Linked DNA regions of Homo sapiens: region 1 is linked to region 2. Evidence: chromatin loops called from intact Hi-C (ENCODE). Cell type or tissue: breast epithelium. All regions are shown on one strand. Each heading gives the region's core, and the rest is flanking DNA. Links, peaks and the distances in the headings are about the cores only. Region 1 has its middle 7.4 kb from the start of RRAGB. Region 2 has its middle 91 kb from the start of PAGE3.

Region 1 (11,373 bases), core at 1,938-9,937, 350 kb after region 2:
ACAGATGGGCAAATTGGATAAAGAGTCAAGACCCATCAGTGTGCTGTATTCAGGAGTCCCATCTCACATGCAAAGACACATATAGGCTCAAAAAAAGGATGGAGGAATATTTACCAAGCAAATGTAAAGCAAAAAAACAGCAGAGGTTCCAATCCTAGTCTCTGATAAAACAGACTTTAAACCAACAAAAATCAACAGAGACAAAGAAGGGCATTACATAATGGTAAAGGGATCAATGCAACAAAAAGAGCTAACTATCCCAAATATACATGCACCAAAAACAGGAGCTCCCAGATTCACAAAGCAAGTTCTTAGAGACCTACAAAGAGACTTAGACTCCCACACAATAATAGTGGGTGACTTTAACACCCCACTGTCAACATTAGACAGATCAATGAGACAGAAAGTTAACAGGGATGTCTAGGAAATGAACTCAGCTCTGCACCAAGCGGACCTAATAGACATCTACAGAACTCTGCACCCCAAATCAACAGACTATACATTCTTCTTAGCAACTCATTGCACTTATTCTAAAATTGGCCACATAATTGGAAGTAAAACACTCCTCAGCAAATGCAAAAGAACGGAAATCATAGCAAACAGTCTCTCATACCACAGTGCGATAAAATTAGAACTCAGGATAAGGAACTCACTCAAAACCGCACAACTATATAGAAACGGAAAAAACTGCTCCTGAATGACTACTGGGTAAATAATGAAATGAAGGCTGAAATAAAGATGTTCTTTGAAACCAAGGAGAACAAAGGCACAATGTACCAGAATCTTGGGGACACATTTAAAGCAGTGTGTAGAGGGAAATTTATAGCATGAAATGCCCACAAGAGAAAGCAGGAGAGATCTAAAATCGACACCCTAACATCACAATTAAAAGAACTAGAGAAGCAATAGCAAACAAATTCAAAAGCTAGCAGAAGACAAGAAATAACTAAGATCAGAGCAGAATGGAAGGATATAGAGACAGGAAAAACCTTCAAAAAAATCAATGACTCCAGGAACTGGTTTTTTGAAAAGATTAACAACATAGATAGACCACTAGCCAGACTAACAAAGAAGAAAAGAGAGAAGAAACAAAGACACGGAATAAAAAATAATAAAGGGGATATCACCACTGATCCTGCAGAAATACAAACTACCATCAGAGAATACTATAAACACCTCTATGCAAATGAACTAGAAAATCTAGAAGAAATGGACAAATTCCTGGACACACACAAACTCCTAAGTCTAAACCAGGAAGAAGTTGAATCCCTGAATAGACCAATAACAAATTCTGAAATTGAGGCAGTAATTAATAGCCTACCAACCAAAAAAAGTCCAGCAGCAGACGGATTCACAGCCAAATTCTACCAGAGGTACAAGAGGATTTGATGCCATTTCTTCTGAAACTATTCCAAACAATAGAAGAAGAGGGACTCCTCCCTAACTCATTTTATGAGGCCACCATCATCCTGCTACCAAAACCAGGCAGAAACACAACAATAAAAGAAAATTTCAGGCCAATATCCCTGATGAACATTGATGCAAAAATCCTCAATAAAATACTGGCAAACCAAATCCAGTAAGACATAAAAAGCTTGTCCACCATGATCAGGTTGGCTTCATACGTGTGATGCAAGGCTGGTTCAACACAAGCAAATCAATAAATGTAATCCATCACATAAACAGAACCAATGACAAAAAAACAAGATTATCTCAATAGATGCAGAAAAGACCTTCAACAAAATTCAACACCCCTTCATGCTAAAAACTCTCAATAAACTAGGTAATGAGGGGACATATCTCAAACTAATAAGAGCTATGTATGACAAACCCATAGCCAATATCATACTGAAGGAGCAAAAGCTGTAAGCATTCCGTTTGAAAATGAGCACAAGACACGGATGCCCTCTCTCACAGCTCTCCTATTCAACATAGTGTTGGAAGTTCTGGCCAGGGCAATTGGGCAAGAGAAAGAAATAAAGGACATTCAAATAGGAAGAGAGGAAGTCAAATTGTCTCTCTTTGCAGATGACATGCTTGTATATTTAGAAAACTCCATGGTCTCAGTCCAAAATCTCCTTAAGCTGATAAACAGCTTCAGCAAAGTCTCAGGATACAAAATCAATGGGCAAAAATCACAGGCATTCCTATACACCGATAACAGACAAACAGAGAGCCAAATCATGAGTGAAGTCTCATTCACAATTGCTACAAACAGAAAATACCTAGGAACACAACTTACAAGGGATGTGAAGGGCCTCTTCAAAGAGAACTACAAACCACTGATCAAGGAAATAAGAGAGGACACAAATAAATGGAAAAACATTCCATGCTCATGGATGGGAAGAATCAATATCGTGAAAATGGCCATACTGCCCAAAGTATTTTATAGATTCAATGCTATCCCCATCAAGCTACCAACGACATTCTTCACAGAATTGGAAGAAACTTCTTTAAATTTCATATGGAACCAAAAAAGAGCCTGCATAGCCAAGATAATCCTAAGCAAAAAGAACAAAGCTGGAGGCCTCACACTACCTGACTTCAAACTGTACTACAAGGTTACAGTAACCAAAACAGCATGGTACTGGTACCGAAACAGATATGTAGACCAATGGAACAGAACAGAGGCCTCAGAAATACCACCACACATCTACAACCATCTGATCTTTGACACACCTGACAAAAACAAGCCATGGGGATAGGATTCCCTATTTAATAAATGGTGTTTGGAAAACTGGCTAGCCATACGCAGAAAACTGAAACTGGACCCCTTCCTTACACCTTATACAAAAATTAACTCAATGTGAAATATAGACTTAAACATCAGACCTAAAACCATAAAAACCCTAGAAGAGAACCTAGGCAATACCATTCAGGATATAGGCATGGGCAAAGACTTCATGACTAAAACAACAAAAGCAATGGCAACAAAAGCCTAAATTGACATAAGGGATCTAATTAAACTAAAGAGTTTCTGCACAGCAAGAGCAACTATCATCAGAATGAACAGGCAACCTACAGAATGGGAGAAAATTTTTGCAATCTATCTATCTGACAAAGGGCTAATATCTAGAATCTACAAGAAACTTAAACATATTTACAAGAAAAAAAACAACCCCATCTAAACGTGGGCGAAGGATATGAACAGACATTTCTCAAAAGAAGATATTTATGCAGCCTACTTACATATGAAAAAAGCTCATCATCACTGGTCATTAGAGAAATGCAAATCAAAACCACAATGAGATACTATCTCCTGCCAGTTAGAATGGCAATCATTAAAAAGTCAGGAAACAAGAGATGCTGGAGAGGATGTGGAGAAATATGAACACTCTTATACTGTTGGTGGGAGTGTAAATTAGTTCAACCATTATGGAAGACAGTGTGGTTACTCCTCAAGGATCTGGAATCAGAAATACCATTTGACCCAGCAATCCCATTACTGGGTATATACCCAAAGGATTATAAATCATTCTAATATAAAGAAACATGAACACGTACGTTTATTGCAGCAGTATTCACAATAGCAAAGACCTGGAACCAATCCGAATGCCCATCAATGATAGACTGGATATAGAAAATGTGGCACATATACACTATGGAATACTATGCAGCCATAAAAAAGGATGCGTTCATGTCTTTGCGGGGACATGGATGAAGCTGGAAACCATCTTTCTCAGCAAACTAACAGAAGAACAGTAAATCAAACACTGCATGTTCTCACTTGTAAGTGGGATTTGAAAAATGGGAACACATGGACACAGGGAGGGGAACATCACACACTGGGGCATGTCCAGGCATGGGGAGCCAGGGGAGGGATAGCAGTAGAAGAAATACCTAAAGTAGATGACGGGTTGATGGGTGCAGCAAACCACCATGGCATGTGTATACCTATGTAACAAAACTGCACATTCTGTACATGTACCACAGAACTTAACGTATATTTAAAAAATAAAAATAAAATAAAATACAATAACACAATTCACAAAGAAATTTGATTACCTCTGTGATGTAAAATGATTTTATGTAACAAATATAATTATTAATAACATATACAAAGTCATATCAGAATTATAGTTATCCATAATTTTATAACATATGTCAAAAACACATTTATAGAATTACAGCTCAAAGAAAGCCAAATACCATTTCATATTTGACAATGCTTCCTGTATAAGTTTTACACAAAATAAGCCAAATGTCACTATTGCATTAGTGCATTATTGATGTCAAACCCAGTTTTATTTTATTTTATTTTATTTTACTTTATATTGTTTTTTAACATACTTTAAGTTCTGGGATACATGTGCAGAAGATGCAGGTTTGTTACATAGGTATATATATGCCATGGTGCTTTGCTGCACCCATCAACCTGTCATCTAGGTTTTAAGCCCTGCGAGCATTATGTATTTGTCCTAATCCTAGCCCTTCCCTTGCCTCCCACCCCCTGACAGACCCTGGTATGTTATGTTTCCTTCCCTGTGTCCATTGTCATTTTTCAACTCCCACTTATGAGTGAGAATATTTGGTGTTTGGTTTTCTTTTCCTGTGTTAGTTTGCTGAGAATGATGCAAACCCAATTCTTAATAAAACTTTATAGACAAATATAATCAATCTTAATCAGTTTGACCATAAGGTAAGATTTTCAGAAACCTTTTAATACCCTTTTCAAATTTTTGTTTAAGAGCAGATCATAAGCATGTTTTTGCTCTAAGAAAAACCTGTTGTGCTTTTATTCCAATGCTAAATTTACAGAAAAACTGAATAATACTCCTTTAATTTTAGGCAATGTCCACATACAGAATCTCTTTTACAAATAGTTTTTCACAAACCTTCCACAACTTGCTTAAACCTTTAGCTTTATCATAATGTAAAACAATCCTTTAACCCTTTTGGCAAAAAAAAAAAAATCCACATTTCCATGACTTTTTATATATATATATATATTTTTTTTTTACCAAAAACACAATTCACTTTCCTTACAAGCCTTACATGTAGAACTGTTTCTTTAATAGTCTTAATTACATGTTACAGTGTTAACTTTTGGCAATTTTTACTTTCGATGAAAACCTTGGTAAGTTTAGGATTTTAATTATGTACTAGATGTGGAGCCTAGGACTCAGATAGAAGTGCAGATAAGGTATGACTCTTTCTAGTCTCTAACTTCATGTGTCCCAGGCCTTACCTAGCTGTAAAACAGGCAAGTTGTACAGTTAAGAGTCATAGTGGCATTTTATGAAGTATTTAGGAGGGCTAATCACCTTTAAATTGCACATTTCTTGCATAAATTCCCTTTGCAAATTCTTTCATGACTTATACAGACCATCTATGACATGCTTGGACTTTCTGACTTGTCCTAAACATTGCTCTTGTTAAACAACTATTCGTTTTACTTTAGGACAAGAATTTACCATACAACATCCTTTGTTTTATAAAATGTCTTTTCTTTATAATTTTCTTTGCATAGCTAGGGAGCATGCCTAATTCAACTTGTCCCCAGGCCTTATCTAGAATCTAATGTCCAAGTTAGGTAAATTGAACAATTTTCAAAAGTCAAAGAAGCAGTTTATGGACTTAAAGCATTTAGCAAACTTAATGTCTAACCTGCTTAATTTAGACCAAATGCTTACATTTTTGAAGATATTTTTATTTTACCAATAATATTTAGAAAGGTCTTTATTTCCCAAAGATTAAGTCACATGAACTAAATAAAAGGCATTACACTTTTACTTTTCTGACAAAATATTTAATTTAAGCTCTTATTATTATTAAACCAATTAATTAATGCTCTTTTATATTACACACACATAACACATATAATTATACAGACAGACAGAAGATAAAGGACTCATTCTGCAAGCCAGGAATTAAAACCTGAACCTGGGCTACTATTGTAAAAAGAGAAAGCATGGCCACGTGGTTATAATGTCAAGCTTCCAAGGACATAAAAGGCAAGAGGGAAACCTCATCCAGTTTTTTTTCAGGGAACTGCAGCAAAGTTTGTAACCAGTTTTCTGGGCCATCTTGAATAGTGGGCTCTGGGGTCCTAGGGCCATGTTCCATCCTAAGGTACTCCTCTTTTATGACAGAACAATACAGAAAGACATACAAAGAATGCCAGATTTGCTACAGCTTAAGACTAGCCTCACAAATCCTCATAAATCCTTTTTATCCATTAATCAAACATTACACAGGAAATAAACAGTTATTTTTACCATTCTTTCAACTGGTTTGCACGGGGGAGCGGGGGGAGAGAGAGAGAGACCAGAAGTCTGACTCATAAGAAATTCTTGCTCTTTTGCCAGCATGCCAGGCTTCTGGGTTTCCTTTCCCTGATTCAACCTAGTGACCCGGCTTCCTGCACCATAGCCCTGGGGGCCAAGCTGCAACACTAAGGAAAATTATCATTTTCTGTTCTGGCCAGAGCAAAATACATATGACAAAACATAGACATTAGCCACTGTGCAATATCAAACTGGCAAGGCCCAAACTTGCCCCTGGTTGGGCCCCATTATCATTAATCCAACCTCTGACCAGGAGTTTCAACTTGTGGTCTCTGGGCAAGATGGTCACCCTGAGTAATAGAAAAGATAGGAAAGAGAAGGGAGAGAAAGAAAAGCATTGCCTGTGGCAGGGTGGGGAAGGTGAAGAACTCAGGGAGGTAAAGCAAAAGACCCACCCCCTGCAGCCACACTGAATCAAAAGTTCAGATGGGCGCTTTTCAGTTGTGAAGGCATATTTTCCAGCAGTCCCATCAGCTCTCAACTTTCTCGTTTTTGGGGAGAAAAAAGCCCCCCATATCCCACTATCCTGTACATGCCTAATCCTGTCACCCACAGCAAAGGGTGCAAGGCAGATTATTCCAAAGATAATAGCAGTTAACATCCTGTAGTGCCAAACTCATTCTTAGCCAAAAGGGAATTTACTGAGAGGAGCCTCTAACCCCCTAAGTCTTAGAAGGGAACCTAATTTTCCTAAGTTGGGCCTCTAACCCAAGGTTGGTCAAGTGTCCTTGCCTTTTATTAAGAGGGGCCTCTAACCCACTCTGTCTTATGAGAGACTTTAACTCCTCTAAATTGGGCCTCTAACCCAATCGCGTCCTTTACCTGGGTACCCCACCACTTACCCAAAATGGGACAATCAGTGCTGCAGTTTATTTCCTTTTGGTCGGGTTGTTTCTTCAGTATTGTCCCTTCGAGGTTTGTCAAAAAGATGTTACTAGACCCCACCACTTACCCAAAGTTAGTCTTTGGGTTAGGTGTTTCTGCAGTATAGTCCCTTTGGTGGTTGTAAGAAAAAATTCAGGACAAGTCCATAAAGTGAAAGCAAGATATTAGGAAAGTAAAGTAATAAAAGAACGGCTACTCCATAGACAGAGCAGTCCCAAGGGGCACTGGTTGCCCATTTTTATGGTTATTTCTTGATGATATGCTAAACAAGGGGTGGATTATTCATGCATCCCCTGTTTAGACCTTATAGAGTAACTTCCTGACATTGCCATGCCATTTGTAAACTGTCATGGTGCTGGTTGGTGTAGCAGTGAGGGCAACCAGAGGTCACTCTCGTCACCATCTTTGTTTTGGTGAGTTTTAACCGGCTTCTTTAATGCCACCTGTTTTATCAGCAAGGTCTTTATGACCTGTATCTTGTGCTGACCTTGTATCTCATCCTGTAACTTAGAATGCCTTAATTGTCTGGGAATGCAGCCCAGCAGGTCTCAGCCTTATTCTACCCAGCCCCTACTAAAGATGGAGTTGCTCTGGTTCAAATACCTCTGACAGTTCAGGTTTTTCTACCTAGGTAATGGCTCCCATGGAGGCTTCTGCTCATGGAATTTTGGTCTGGAAACTTGTCATTATCTGTATTTGCCTCTCTCCCCAATTCTGGCAGCAGCTGTGTGTCCTGTGGCCTCACTTCTCTAAAGGAATTAAGACTAATTGTTGATTTTTCAGTTTGTTCAGTTTTTTACTTATTGTTAACATGGAGTGGTGACTTTTAAGCTCCTTATATGTAGGATTGGAAACTGAAAGTCCCCACATTAAGTTTTCATCAATCAAGTCGTTAAATCTTGTTAAATAGAACATTTTGTGATATTTTAAGCCATGATGTGGGAATGGGGAGAAAAGAGCTGCTAGCAGTATGTAGGAGTAAACTTAAGGAGCTCTGGGAAGTAGCAGTGAGCTATGGAAAAAGAGGAAGAAGGGAAAGGTGGAGGAGGAGAAGGGCAGGCAACTTATGAGTGACAGTTTGAGTATTGGAGACTCAGGAGTATGTTTGCAGATACAGGTAACTAGATTGAATTTAGGGCATAAAATGAAACTTATTAAAGGATTTGTTGGGGGCCTGTATTACTTTTTCTTGCTGAGATGGATGGTTAAAAAAATATATGTGTTGGGATCTAGACAAAGGGAATGCTGATGTTTGTGTGAGTATAGTGGAGCTGAGGTGTTAAGACAGAAGCATCTGACAGGCAGTGGAACCTGAAATAGAGTGATGTTTGTATCCCTGCTGTCCAACACAGTTCCTGGCACCGAAAGGCTGCTCAATAAACATTTGTTGAATGAATGTGTGAGTAATAGAGCTTAGTTCACACTTTCTGAAAAGAACCTATAATTAAATGTTTAAAAATTAATTCAACAAAAATAAAAAGTGACCTCCGCTTCCTATGTATGTAAGGGTTTTTTTTTTTTTAAGAATAAAAATGTGAAAAATAAGCAGCCAAAGGTACCTGGGTAGAAACCAGAATCTGAACTGCTGGACTATATAGTGTCAACAAAGAGTCAAACTCTGGAAAACATTTGATGAGATTTATTCTGAGCCAAATAGGAGTGACCATGGCCTGTGATACAGTCCTCAGGAGATCCTGAAAACAAGTGCCCAAGGTGGCTGCGGTGCAGCTTGGTTTTATACATTTTAGGGAGACAAGGGACTTCAGTCAAATACATGTAAGAAATATATGGGTTTGGCCCAGAAAGGTGGGACAACTCGGAGTGGGGGTGGGAGGGGGGCTTCCAGCTTATAGGTAGATTGAAAAAATTTCTGGTTGACAATTGGTTGAGTTTAAAGACCTAGGATCAATAGAAAGGAATGTTTGGGTTAAGATAAGAGGTTGTGGAGACTAAAGTTTAATCATGCAGGAAGCCTGCAGGTTCAGAAAGAATAGAATGTAAATGCTTCTTATCAGATTTAAAGGTCTGTGTTGATGTTAAAGCTGGAGAAATATAATGAGGCATGTTTGACCCCTACTTCCTGTCATGGCCAGAAAGTCACTCAGGATACATTTTTAAAGAGTGCCCTGGCCGAGGAGAAAGCACATTCAAATGGTTGAGGAACCTTGGTATTTTATTTTTGATTTACAATAGGAATGCACTGCACATTGGCCCTATTCACCATTATTTGGAATCTATGCTTATTTGATTTAGTTTCTCAATCCTTTTCCACTACCTTTCTTCCATTCCCTTCCTTCTACCCCTCTTCCTCCTTTTTCCTCTTCTCCTTACCCCTCTATTCCTTCCCTCTTTCCCATCTCCCCACTTCTCCCCCTTTTCTTCTTCATCCCTCCCCTCCCCTTCTTTATCTGTTTCTTCCTCTTCTTACTTCTTGCCTCTTGGCACTTTGAGGCAACTATCAGCAGTTCCTTATGAAGCTTGTGAGGTAGTGAATGTGGGTAGAGAAATATAGCTCGTGAGTTGCTATAGGCCAGATCTTGAAGGTCCTTGTATTGACACACTTTTTCCTTAAGTTATGGGAGGATTTTAAAGTAGAGAAGTAGTCTCCTCCGATTTGTGGTTTAAAAGATTACTCAAGTTGAGGTTGCAGTGAGCCATGATTGTGCCACTGTACTCCAGCTTGGGTCAGAGAGCAAAACCCTGTCTCAAAAACAACAAGAACAACAACAACTACAACGACGATAAAAAGAAATTTGATCGCACCTGTAATCCCAGCACCTTGGGAGGCCAAGGTGGGCAGATCCCTTGAGGCCAGGAGTTTGAGTCTGGCAACAAAGTGAGACCCAGTCTCAACAAAAACTAGTTAATTAATTAATTAAAATAAAGGATCACTTGAGCAGCTTTTAGAGAGGATGGATGGTTTGAAGGAGGGGGAAAAGGATACCAGCAGCAACAGGGAGACAGTATTTTTTTTTTGCTTGCTTTGTCGCCCAGGTTGGAGTGCAGTGGTGCGATCTTGGCTCACTGCAACCTCCGCCTCCTGAGTTCAAGCAATTCTCCTGCCTCAGCCTCCCGAGTAGCTGGGATTATAGGCGCGTGCCACCACACCTGGCTAATTTTTGTAGTTTTAGTACAGATGAGGTTTCACTATGTTGGCCAGGCTGGTATCGAACTCCTGACCTCAGGTGATTCGCCCACTTTGGCCTCCCAAAGTGCTGGGATTACAGGTGTAAGCCACTGCACCTGGCCGAGACAGTACATTTTTATAAAAGAGTGGTTTAAGGGGCCAATTTGGCTGGTGAAGCCCGGGGGCAGTAGGTGTTGGAAGACATATTTGAAAGCTGCCTTTAGAAAGCAAGCACATATTAATTACGTCAAATGTTTTGGGGGATGAGATGACTAATGAAGATCAACTCACTCACTCCCAACCCCTTTGGAGCTGCCACTGTGGGAAAATCACTTAGTAGGCTATTGTGGATATCTAGGCCAGAGATTATGATAGCTGGAACAAAAAGAGTGGCAGTAAGAATAAGAGCAGGCAGGTAGTAGAAAATAGACTGATCATGACCTGGTCTCATTGACACGTATGGAGGGCAGTGAATCTAAGGTGACTTCCTGGTTTGGGACTCAGGATCTTTCATCAGACAAGGAAAGCCAGAATGGAAGCTTGTTTGGGGGTAGTTGGTTGGAAGGAGACAAAAGATTAGCTAGTGATAGAGCGAAGGATCACTAATCAGAGTAGAATAACTTTTTTCTTGAGGCAAGGCAGTTGTGGAGAAAAGGAATCACACAGGACCTCAAGTGGAAAGTGTGGGAGCAGACAGTGTAACTGCCCAACGGGTTCACCTTGCCTGCTGCCTAGACAGAGCTGATTTATCAAGACAGGGGAATTGCAATGGAGAAAGAGTAATTCATGCAGAGCCAGCTGTGGGTGAGACTGCAGTTTTATTACTCAAATCAGTTTCGGGGGATTGAAATTTTTAACAATAATTTGGTGGGTAGGGGCTTGGGAAGTGGGGAGTGTTGACTGGTCAAGTTGGATATGGAATCATAGGGGGCTCTAAGTGAGTTTTTCTTGCTATCTTCTGTTCCTGGGTGGGATCGCAGAACTGGCTGGGCCAGATTACTGGTCTGGGTGCTGTAAGTGAAACGAGGGAAGTTCCCCTATCCCCCTTGCAGGGCATGCCACAGCGGGAGTGGC
Region 2 (11,373 bases), core at 1,659-9,658:
TTTCTTCAGTGTTTTTATAGTTTTCATCGTACAGGTCTATCACCTCATTGATTAAATTTACTCCTGAGTATTCTTTGTTGTTGTTGCTATTGTAAACAGGATTGTTCCCATTTTCTTTTTCAGATAGTTAATGGTTAGTGTATAGAAATGCTACTGATTTTTGCATGTTGACTTTGTATCCTACAACTTTACAGTGTATTCATTTATTACTTCTAACAGATTTTGGTGGCATCTTTAAGGCTTACCATATATAAGATTATGTCATTTGCAAATGGTGGCAATTTATCTTCTCCCTTTTCAATTTGAATGCCTTCTATGTCTTTCTCCTATGTAATTTACCCTGTCGAGGCCTTCCACTACTATGCTGAATAGAAGTGGCTAGAGTAGGCATCCTTATCTTCTTCCAGATCTTAGAAGAAAGATTTTTCACCATGGAGTATAATGTTTGCCATAGACCTTTTCTCTATGGCCTTTCTTGTGCTGATGTACATTCCTTCGAAACATAATTCCATGAGAGTTCTTATCATGAAAAAATGTTGAATTTGTCAAATTATTTTCTGCATCTCATTAGGTCATTATACAGTTTTTATCCTTCATTCTGTTATGTGATGTGAAGTATCACATTTATTGATTTGCATATGTTGAACCATCCTTCAAGCCCAGGGATAAGTCTCATTTGATCACAGTGGATGATCTTTTAATGTGTTGTAGAATTTGGTTTGCTACTATTTTGTTGAGGATTTTTGCATCTATGTTAATTAATTACTTTTATTGTAATATCCTTGTCTAGCTTTGGTATCAGAATAGTGCTGGCCTCATAAAAACAGTTTGAAAATATTTCCTCCTTTTATTTCTTGGAAGAGTTTGAGAAATATTGGTATTCATTATTCAAATGTTTGATAGAATTCAGCAGTGAAGCCATCAGTTCCTGTGCTTTTCTTTGACGGGAGAAATTTTTATGACTGATTAATCTTATTATTGTGTTGTTCAGATTTTCTATTTCTTCATGATTCAGTCATTGTAAGTTGCATGTGTCTAGGAATTTATTCATTTCTTATCAGCTGCAATGTCTCTTTTATTTCTGATTCATTTGAATTTTCTCACTTTTTTTCTTTGGTAGTTTATCTAAAGTTTTGTTGGCTTTGTTTATCTTTTCAAAAACCCAACACTTAGTTCATTGATTTTTTTTATTCCTTTTTAGTTTGTATTTTGTTTATTTCTGCTCTGACCTTTGCTATATGTTTCTTTCTGCTAACTTTGGGCTTAATTTGTCCTTTCTTTTGAAAAGTAATGTGAAATTATTTTTGAGAGCTTTCTTCTTTTTGATGTAGGCATTTATTACTTTCCTCTTAGAACTGCTTTTGTTGTACTTTATAAACATGGGTGGTATGTTGCATTTTTATTTTTGTTTTTCCCAAATATTTTTTTAAATTTCCCTTTTACTTTCTTTGTGGATCCACTGGTTGTTCAAGAGCATGTTGTTTAATTTCCATGTATGTAAGTTTTCTGGAATTCCTACTTTTATTCATTTGTAGTTTCATACCATTGTGGTCGGAAAAGACACTTGATATGATTTTAGTCATCTAAAATTTGCTAAGGCTTGTTTTGTGTCCTAATGTGATCAATCCTGGAGAATGTTCCAAGTGCAGTTGAGAATAATGTGTATTCTTTTATTGGATGGAATGGTCTGTATATATATATGTTGGGCCCATTTGTTCTAAAGTGTTGTTCGTGTCCCATGTTTCCTGATTAATTTTCTGTCTGGATAATCTGTCCATTGTTGAAAGTGGGATATTGAAGTCTTTAGCCTGTGATTCTGGAAAGTCTAGCTGTTGATGGGTAGGCAGAGCTTGTTGTGAGTTCCCTAGTTGGCTGGATTGCTGCACTGTCTTTGCTCTGATGTTGGGTGGGGCTGCTGTCTAGGTTCTGCTGTCTGGTGACACCACTGGTGAGACTGTTGTCAGTCGGAGCTGATGGCTAGGTACTGCAATGGCTTCTGGTCAGGTTGGTCACAGGATGCATTCCCTGGCTGGGCAGTTCTGCTCTTTGAGATGAGTAGCTGGGCAAGACTGCAAGCTGGGCTCTGAGGTGAGGCAGAATTGCTGCTCAGGATGGGTGGGACCAGAAGATACGGTTCTATGAAATGCATGATGTAGGATTACCTCCCTGTCCTGGAAGAGCTGTGGGGTGGGGTTTTGGCTGAATTGAAAAGCTCTTTGACCTTCTAGATCGAGTAGGTATAGCCCCTACACTTCTCTGAAATGTGCAGAGGTAGGGGTCTTTCTGCTTGGGCGGATGTTTTGGCTGAGTGAAGACTTGTGAGTCAAGCAGATCTAGTCTACACACATCTCCAAGATGGCCAGAGGTGGGCATCTCCTTGCTTGGGTGAGTCATTGGAATGGGCTCTGAGGCCAAGCATGGAAACTAGCCATCTAAGGATTTAAGCTGTGTTGGCCTTCCCCTGTGCTTCTGAAAGTGACCAACTCAGCTTTGTAGGTGGCTATAAAGTTGGCTGATGTCTCCAATCATGTGCAACAGGTAGCAGGAAAACAGAGGTACCACGAAGATCCATGTGCTGGTCACCATGATCTCTGCCTCCTTTCTTTGTTTCTATCTGACCCTGGCCACCTGGGCCCATTACATTTGGTGTTTCCCATGAGGTGAGACTAGAGTAGGCTTTTTGAGGAGCATCTAAGAATGCTAGGAAAGCTGGATGACTGCCTCTGGTTCTCTTTTCCCCTTGTAGCAACCATGCACTCAGAGAAATCCTCTCCATATGGAACTGTGCCAACTTAGGGGAGGTGGAAGGGTGGTGCAGTTGAAGTGAGACCATTCTTCTTACCCCTTTAAATTGGTTTTCATTCAGTTCTGAGGATCACACAGTTGTCTTGGGCTTGATTCCAATTATTGGGGTTTTCAAAAAGGTGTTCTTGTCTGTGAATAGTTGCTAGTCGAACTTTCTGTGGGCTGGGGTTGGAGCTTGAAACTTTCTACTCCACCATCTTGTTGATGTCATCTCTATTGGCATGTATTAATAACAAAACTTTGAATTTGCGCACACATATTCCTAGGTCCAGCAGCCCGGTGATGAACAACCTCAACAAGAGACACCACCACCTAAAAGTTGGAATATTTCTTCCGTTCAAGAGAAAGGAGATGAAGAAATATCTGTGGTTCAAAGTGAAAAGAAGGGGAAGAAGAATGCCTATGGATGGAGGTTTATGTGTGCATCATGCATTATGACAGATCAGGAACAGAAGAGAGAGCATTAGAGAAGGATATCAAACATTCCCTAAAAATTGGCTTGAAAGTGAAGTGGGCTTGCAACCATGTGCAGTCCCTCGTCATGAATTTTCCCTTTCTCGTCAAGACTTACTTGGTGTGCTTGGAAAATACAGTACTTTTCAGAGCTAATCTCTAGTGAATCTAAGAAAACTACTTAATTTTAGTCATAAAATTGTACATCATTTCACTAGTTAAATTTGATATTAGAACATTGTTGCTGGATTTTTAAATCATTGCATTAAAAGTGTAAGCAACTTTTAATAGCACGTGTAGAGTGCCAAGTCAAAATGTAAAGTGCCAAATGTAAAGTGCCAAAATGTAAAGAACATACCTTGAAACACTCTGATTAAAGCCCCGTTGTGTAGGAATGTTAAGCTACTTTGTAAATGAGAAAACTGAGGCTAGGTCATCGTGTCTCACCAAAGAGGATGCAAATGATAGCTACAGAATTCATGTTTCATTCCAGAGGTTGTGTTCTTCCTAAAATCTATGTTGCTTTAAGAAAAAATGAATGATTTTGCTTAAAATGCTTAATACCCAAATTTCTATACTGTAAGATAGCTCAGTGCTGGCACAGGCATAGATCTAGTTGAAAGGAACGGGGCAGACTCTGGAAAGGAGCTCAATGAATGATGGCCATTGTTTTCTTTGATTTACATTTTTTGTGTGGTAAGCTTGGTAAGAGCTGGATAATTCAGGGTACTGACATACTTGTACATGGTTTACTATAATTATTTAAGTCACTTTTAAAGGTGGTTAAGTCATCTTATGGTGAGGAAACTCAAAAGACTGAGTTCCTAAGATTAACAGGAAAAAGAATCATCTTTTCCAGATAGAGTATTTTTAAGCAAAATATTTCCATAATTTAGGCTGTGGATTATTTTAGTGGTTCATTATGAACAGATTTCCAGAATATGACTCAAACAATGCCCATTCATTTGTCTTCACCCCTCTTCCCTTATTCTCAGTAGAAGACAGGAATTTTTCTGAACTCACAAATAATTTTTCTGTCATTTTTGATTCTTTGTTCTGCTTGGGATTCATTTATGGAAAGTTACACATAGGACTTTTGGATAATTTTAACAAAGTATGTTTCAGGTTACTCCAATAGTGGGTGGAGGTCATGACTATAAGATTTGCCATGGGCCCTCAAATCCATTTGGCTGATCCTTTAGAAAATTACCTTTTAAATGTAATTGAAATCCTGTTCATGGTGTAGATTTCAGATTTCTTTGACAGCTGATGTTTATTGCTCTTAATACACTATGGGGAAATACAGGAAATGTAGGTTTAGCATGGCTCTGACATTGTCATTTAAAATAAGGTTTCATAAGACATATAGAGGTAACAATGCTGCTATTTTAGTAGTAGAGTTTACACATAAAGATTCTTTGAAAAGTAGTTCAGATCCCATATATACTTGACTTATAAACTATGAGAGAAAAACATTGGGTCAAAGCAATATTGTATTATAAAACGTGAAGGTGTTTACTTACTTTTCAGTGTCCTTTAACCTTCAAGATACTATCATAATGCTCTGATTGTTACAAATAAATAATACATTTATAATGCAAATCAGTGTGTATGAAATATGCTGTGTACTGAGGTTGGTTGTACTACCAGCTCTAACATAAGTTTTGTGACTCTGGGTCAATCCCTTAAGTTCTAAACTTATCTTTGCTGTTATAAAAACTCTAAATTCAGTTAATAATTTACTGTATATTTCAAAATTGCTAAAAGAATCAATTTTTTTAACATTCTCACCACAAAAAAGTGCTAAAGTCGTGAGGTAAGAGATGTGTTAACTAGCCTGATAGGATCTTTTTATAATATGTACAAATATCACATTGGACTCCATAAATATACACCATTATTGTCAATTAAAAATAAAGAAACAAAATTGAAGAAAACAGTGAGTTCAAGTCAGATATTTTAAAATGATTTTCAGTGTATTCTGGTTCTGTTGGTTAGAATTCATAAAATATAATCTGCTTTGTGTGATTTTGTTTATCATACTTCATCAGACTCTGGCCTGAGTCCAATTTAATTCTTCTGACTTTTAAAGAATAATTACATTTTAAATCCTTCTCCAAATGTAACTGCAAATGATTTAATGATAAAATGGTGACAGGCTATCTAGTTTCTAGTTACTGTAGTTGGTGAAGTAGGGAGAGTGCATATAGGTCACTGATACTCTGGATGGGTGCAAGTAGGATGCCCATGCTAAGCATGCTTCTTGCTCCTGTCAGTCTTCTAAGACGACTGTGGACACTATAGAGTTCAAGTTCAAATACCATAACAGCAGTACTTATTGAGTAATTTAGTGTTTTACATATGTGTTTTCCAAATTTCTCACCATTAATTACACAAGCTTCTGAATTTAAAAGAAGCTCTTGATGTTTAGGGAGGAAATTACCTTGGGTTAGTCTTCTAATGCACTCTACATTTTTTCATTCTGCATTCCTTACCCATTCCATCAGAATATTTAGATTAAAAAATTGTTTTTAAACTACTCTTAGGAACCTATTAAACATGGCTAAATGTATTCATAGAAAGATCATAGCTTTCAATCATTGTTATTAAAAATATAATAAATTGCATGAGCACCCAACACAAAAATAAGAAGAAAAGAGTAACAAAATAAACCTAAGGGAAAAGGAGTGAGGTACTCAATGAAAAAACAGGTATGAATCATTAGTAAAAGAAAAAATAGTGCCAGAGAAAGGGAGGAGCAGCCAAGATGGCTGAATAGAAACAGCTCCTCTCTGCACTTTCCACTAAGAAGGATGAAAACCGTGAGTGAACTCTGCATCTTCAATTGAGGTACCAGGGTTCTCTTTGGGACTGACTAGGTGGTTGGCACAACCCAGAGAGAGTGAGGAAAGCAGGGTGGAGTGATGGCCCACCCAGCAGCTGCACAGGGCAAAGGAGACAGTGAGGGATTGTGTCTCCTCTCCCTGAAAACCACAGCTTTTCCCAATCCTTGCTACCCAACCCGTAGATCAAGAGGTCCCCCACTGAGCCCATGCTACTAGAGCCTCGGGTCCCAAACACAAAGCTGGGGAGATCCTTGGTGGCTTCTCAGGCAAGTGGCTGAGTGAGAAGGCACTGAAACACAGGACTATTTGCATACTCCAGCTCTGGGAACGTCCGCAAGGTAGGAGATTCCTCCACTCCTGTGGAAAGGGAGCTGAAGCCAGGGAGCCAAGCAGCCTCACTCCAATGGAACACCACAAACTAAAACCCACTGGCTTGGAATCTTCCCCAGCCAGCCCAGCCCTCTAGAGACTGCCTAAGAGGACCGAATTTCCGGGGATTGGGTGGGGAGAGGCAACACAATCACTGCAGCTCCAGTAGGCCGCTTTCCCCGGTTACCCATGCCACTGAGATGTGTGGTCTGGACCCAGGGCAGTTCCCCACAGTGCAGCACAGCTGCTGGACCAGTTCGTGGCCAGACCGCTTCTTTAAGCAGGACCCTGATCCACTCCTCCTCATTGGGCAGGGTCTCCCTGTGGGAATCTTAGCATCCACAGCCAGGGGTTTATGGACAGAACTCTGATAACCCTGAGAGGACCCCCTAGGAGGAAGGGGTGGCTGCAATATCGTGGATCAGTAATCTCAGTCTTTTCTGCCTGCTGGCTCTGGAGAGTCAGGGCAGCCTGGATTCCACCCAGTGCAGCACATGTGCCCCACCAAGGGGCAGACAGACTGCTTATTTAAATGGGTCCCTGATCCTGCTCCTCCTGACTGAGACCTACAAACAGGAGTCTTCAGACACCTCATACAGGAGCATTCCAGGCAGCATCAGGTAAGTGCCCCTCTGGGACAGAGCTCCCCCAGGAAGGAGCAGGCTGCCATCTTGGCTGGTCTGCAGCCTCCACTGGTGATATCTCCAGGGGTGGGAGGGGCCCAGGTGAATAGGGTCTGGAGTGCACCCCAAGCAAACCACAGCAGCCCTACAGAAGAGGGGCCTGACTGCTAAAAGCAGATGAAATAGCAACAACAACATCAATGAAAGAGAGCCCAGGAAAACCCCACCCAAAAGTCAGCAGCCTCAAAGATCAAAGGTAGATAAACCCAAGAAGATGAGAAAGAATCATTGCAAAAATGCTGAAAACCAAAAAATCCAGAGTGCCTTTTCACCTCCAAATGATCACAACACGTCTCTAGCAAGGGCATAGAACTGGGCTGAGGCTGAGATGGATGAATTGGCAGAAAAAGGCTCCAGAAGATGGATTATAATGAACTTCACTGAGTTAAAGTTTTATGTTCTAACTCACTGCAAAGAAACTAAAAACCATGACAAAACATTACAGGAGCTGTTAACCAGAATAACCAGTTTAGAGAGGAACATAATCTGATGGAGCTGAAAAACACAATGTGAGAACTTCACAAATCAAACAAAAGTATCAATAGCTGAATAAACCAAGCAGAAGAAAGGATATCAGAGCTTGAAGACTATCTTGCTGAAATAAGGCAGGCAGACAAGATTAGAGAATAAAGAATGAAAAGGAATGAACAAAACCTCCGAGAACTGTGGGATTATGTTAAAAGACCAAACCTACAACGACAGGAGTACCTAAAAGAGATGGGGAGAATAGAACCAAGTTGGAAAACACACTTCAGGATACCATCCAAGAGAACTTCCCCAACCTAGCAAGACATTCAAATTCAGGAAGTCCAGAGAACCCCAGTAAAATACTCCATGAGAAGATCAACCCCAAGATACATAATCGTCATATTCTCCAAGATCAAAATGAAGGAAAAAATGTTAAAAGTAGCCAGATAGAAGGGCCAGGTAATCTATAAAGGGAAGCCCATCAGACTAACAGCAGACCTCTCAGCAGAAACCCTATAAGCCAGAAGAGATTGGGGGCCAATATCCGACATTCATAAAGAAAATAATTTCCAACCTAGGATTTCATATCTGGCCAAATTAAGCTTCATAAGTGAAGGAGAAACACAATCTTGTTTAGACAAGCAAATGCTGAGGGAATTCATCACCACCAGGCCTGCCTTGCAAGAACTCCTGAAGGAAGCACTAAATATGGACAGGAAAAACCATTACCAGCCACTACAAAAACACACTGAAGTACACAAACCAGTGACGTTATGAAACAACTACATAAACAAGTCTGCAAAATAACCAACTAACATCATGATGTTAGGATCAAATTCACACATAACAATATTAAACTTAAATGTAAATGAACCAAATGCCCTAACTAAAAGATACAGAGTGGCAAGCTGGATAAAAAGTCAAGATCCATTGGTGTGCTCTATTCAAGAGACCCATCTCAAATGCAAAACCACACATAGACTCAAAAGAAAAGGATGGAGGAAAATTTACCAAGCAAATGGAAAACAGAAAAAAGCAAAGTTGCAATTCTAGTTTCTGACAAAACAGACTTTAAACCCACAAAGATAAAAAATAACAAGGGCATTACATAATGGTAAAGGGGTCAATTCAACAGGAAGAGCTAACTGTCCTAAATATATATGCACCCAATATAGGAGCACAGATTCATAAAACAAACTCTTAGAGACCTACAGAGAGATTTACACTCCCACACAATAATAGTGGGAGATTTAACACCCCACTGTCAATATTAGACAGATCAATGTTACAGAAAGTTAACAAAGATATTCAGGACTCGAACTGAGCTCTGGATCAAGTGGACCTGATTGATATCTACAGAACTCTCCACCCCAAAACAACAAGGAGAATACACATTCTCCTTGGTGCCACATGGCACTTACTCTAAAATTGATCATGTAATTAAAAGTAAATCACTCTTCAGAAAATGCAAAAGAACTGAAATTACAACAAACAGTCTCTCAGACCACAGCACAATCAAATTAGAACCCAAGATTAAGAAACTCACTGTAAACTACACAACTACGTGGAAATTCAACAACCTGCTCCTGAATGACTCCTGGGTAAATAATGAAATTAAGGCAGAAATCAAGAAGTTCTTTGAAACCAATGAGAACAAAGAGACAATGTACCAGAATATTTGGGAGGTACCTAAAGCACTGTTAAGAGGGAAATTTATCGCACTAAATGCGCACATCAAAAAGCTAGAAAGATCTCAATCGACACCCTAGCATCACAACTAAAAGAACAAGAGGACCAAGAGCAAACAAACCCCACAGGTAGCAGAAGACAAGAAATAACCAAGATTAGAGTGAAACTGAAGGATATAGAGACAAGAAAAACCCTTAAAAAATACATGAATCCAGGAGCTGGTGTTTTTTTTTTTTTTTTTTGAAAAAAAATAATAGACCACTAGCTAGAGTAATAAAGAAGAAAAGAGAGAAGAATCAAATAGACACAATAAAAAATAATAAAGGGAATATCACCACTGACAACACAGAAATACAAACAACCATCAGAGAATACTGTAAACACCTCTATGTACATAAACTAGAAAATCTAGAAGAAATGGATAAATTCCTTGACACACACACCCTTCCAAGACTAAACCAGGAAGAAGTTGAATCCCTGAATAGACCAATTCAGGTTCTGAAACTGAGGCAGTAATAAACAGCCTATCAGCCAAAAATAAATAAATAAATAAATAAATAAATAAATAAGCCCAGGACAAGGTGGATTTACAGCTGAATTCTATCAGAAGTACAATAAGGAGCTGATACCCTTTCTTCTGAAACTATTCAAAGCAATTGAAAAGGAGGAACTTATTCCTAACTCATTCTATGAAGCCAGCATTATCTTGATACCAAAACCTGGCAGAGATACAACAACAACCAAAAAACTAAGCCAGTATCCCTAACGAATGTTGATGCAAAAATTTTCAATAAAATACTGGCAATCCAAATCCAGCAGCACGTAAAAAAGCCTGTCCACCATGATCAAGTTGGCTTCATTCCTGGGATACATGGCTGGTTCAACATATGCAAATTAATAAACATAATTCATCACATAAACTGATCTAAAGAGAAAACCCACAGGATTATTTCAATAGACACAGAAAAAACGTTTGATAAAATTCAACATCCCTTCATGTTAAAAACTCTCAACAAACTAGACATTGAAGGAACACACCTCAAAATAATAAGAGCTACTTATGACAAACCCACAGCCAATATCATACTGAATGGGCAAAAGCTGGAAGCATTCCCCTTGAAAACCAGCACAAGACAAGGATGCCTTCTCTCACCACCCTTTTTTTTTTTTTTTACTTTTTCACTTTCCTTTTTATCCTTTGTAGTATTTTTACACACATTCACCACCCTTATAGAGCATAGTATTGGAAGTTCTGGCCAGGGCAATCAGTCAAGAGAATGAAATAAAGAGTATTCAAATAGAAAGAGAGGGAATAAAATTGTCTTCGTTTGCAGATGACATAATCCTATATCTGGAAAACCCCATTGTCTCAGCCCAAAAGCTTCTTCAGCTGATAAGCAACTTCAGCAAAGTCTCAGGATACAAAATCAGTGTGCAGAAGTCACAAACATTCTGATACACCAAAAACAGACAAGCAGAGAGCCAAATAATGAATGAACTCCCATTCACAATTGCTACAAAAAGAATAAAATACCTAGGAATACAACTAACAAGGGAAGTGAAGAACTTCTTCAAGGAGAACTACGATCCACTGCCCAAGGAAACCAGAGAGGACACAAACAAATGGAAAAATATTCCATGCTCATGGATAGGAGAATCAATATTGTGAAAATGACCACGTTGCCCAAAGTAATTTACAGATTTAATGCTATTCCCATTAAACTACCATTGACAATCTTCACAGAATCAGAAAAAACTATTTTAAAATTCATATGGAACCAAAAAAGGGCTTGTATAGCTAAGACAATCCTAAGTGAAAAAACAAAGCTGGAGACATCACACTGCCAGGCTTCAAGCTATACTGTAAGGCTACAATCACCAAAACAGCATGGTACTGATACAAAAACAGACACATAGACCAATGAAACAGAGTGGAGAACTCAGAAATAAGACTGCACTTCTACAACCATCTGATCTTTGACAAACCTGACAAAAACAAGCAATGGGGGAGAGGATTCCCTGGTTAATAAGTGGTCCTGAAAGAACAGGCTATCCATATG

What was found. A loop is a pair of places that touch in the nucleus more often than their neighbours do. Peaks named below come from ENCODE experiments on the same cell type or tissue, not always from the same donor. Only the 100,000 strongest peaks of a DNase experiment are listed, where the experiment ranks them.
Region 1: a loop joins it to region 2, with 11 times the contacts of the local background. A loop is called at or near these places in 1 of 110 quality-filtered maps.

Annotation. Positions count from the first base shown.
Region 1 is chrX:55,704,628-55,716,000 of GRCh38, forward strand. No RefSeq gene overlaps it. Among named protein-coding and RNA genes, the nearest start is that of RRAGB, 7.4 kb to the right of the region's middle. In breast epithelium, for the core only: no CTCF peak of the experiment used is centred there; a DNase peak (open chromatin) is centred at 6,314; H3K27ac peaks cover 343 bases; H3K27me3 peaks cover 1,143 bases.
Region 2 is chrX:55,350,147-55,361,519 of GRCh38, forward strand. No RefSeq gene overlaps it. Among named protein-coding and RNA genes, the nearest start is that of PAGE3, 91 kb to the left of the region's middle. In breast epithelium, for the core only: no CTCF peak of the experiment used is centred there; no DNase peak of the experiment used is centred there; H3K27me3 peaks cover 4,551 bases.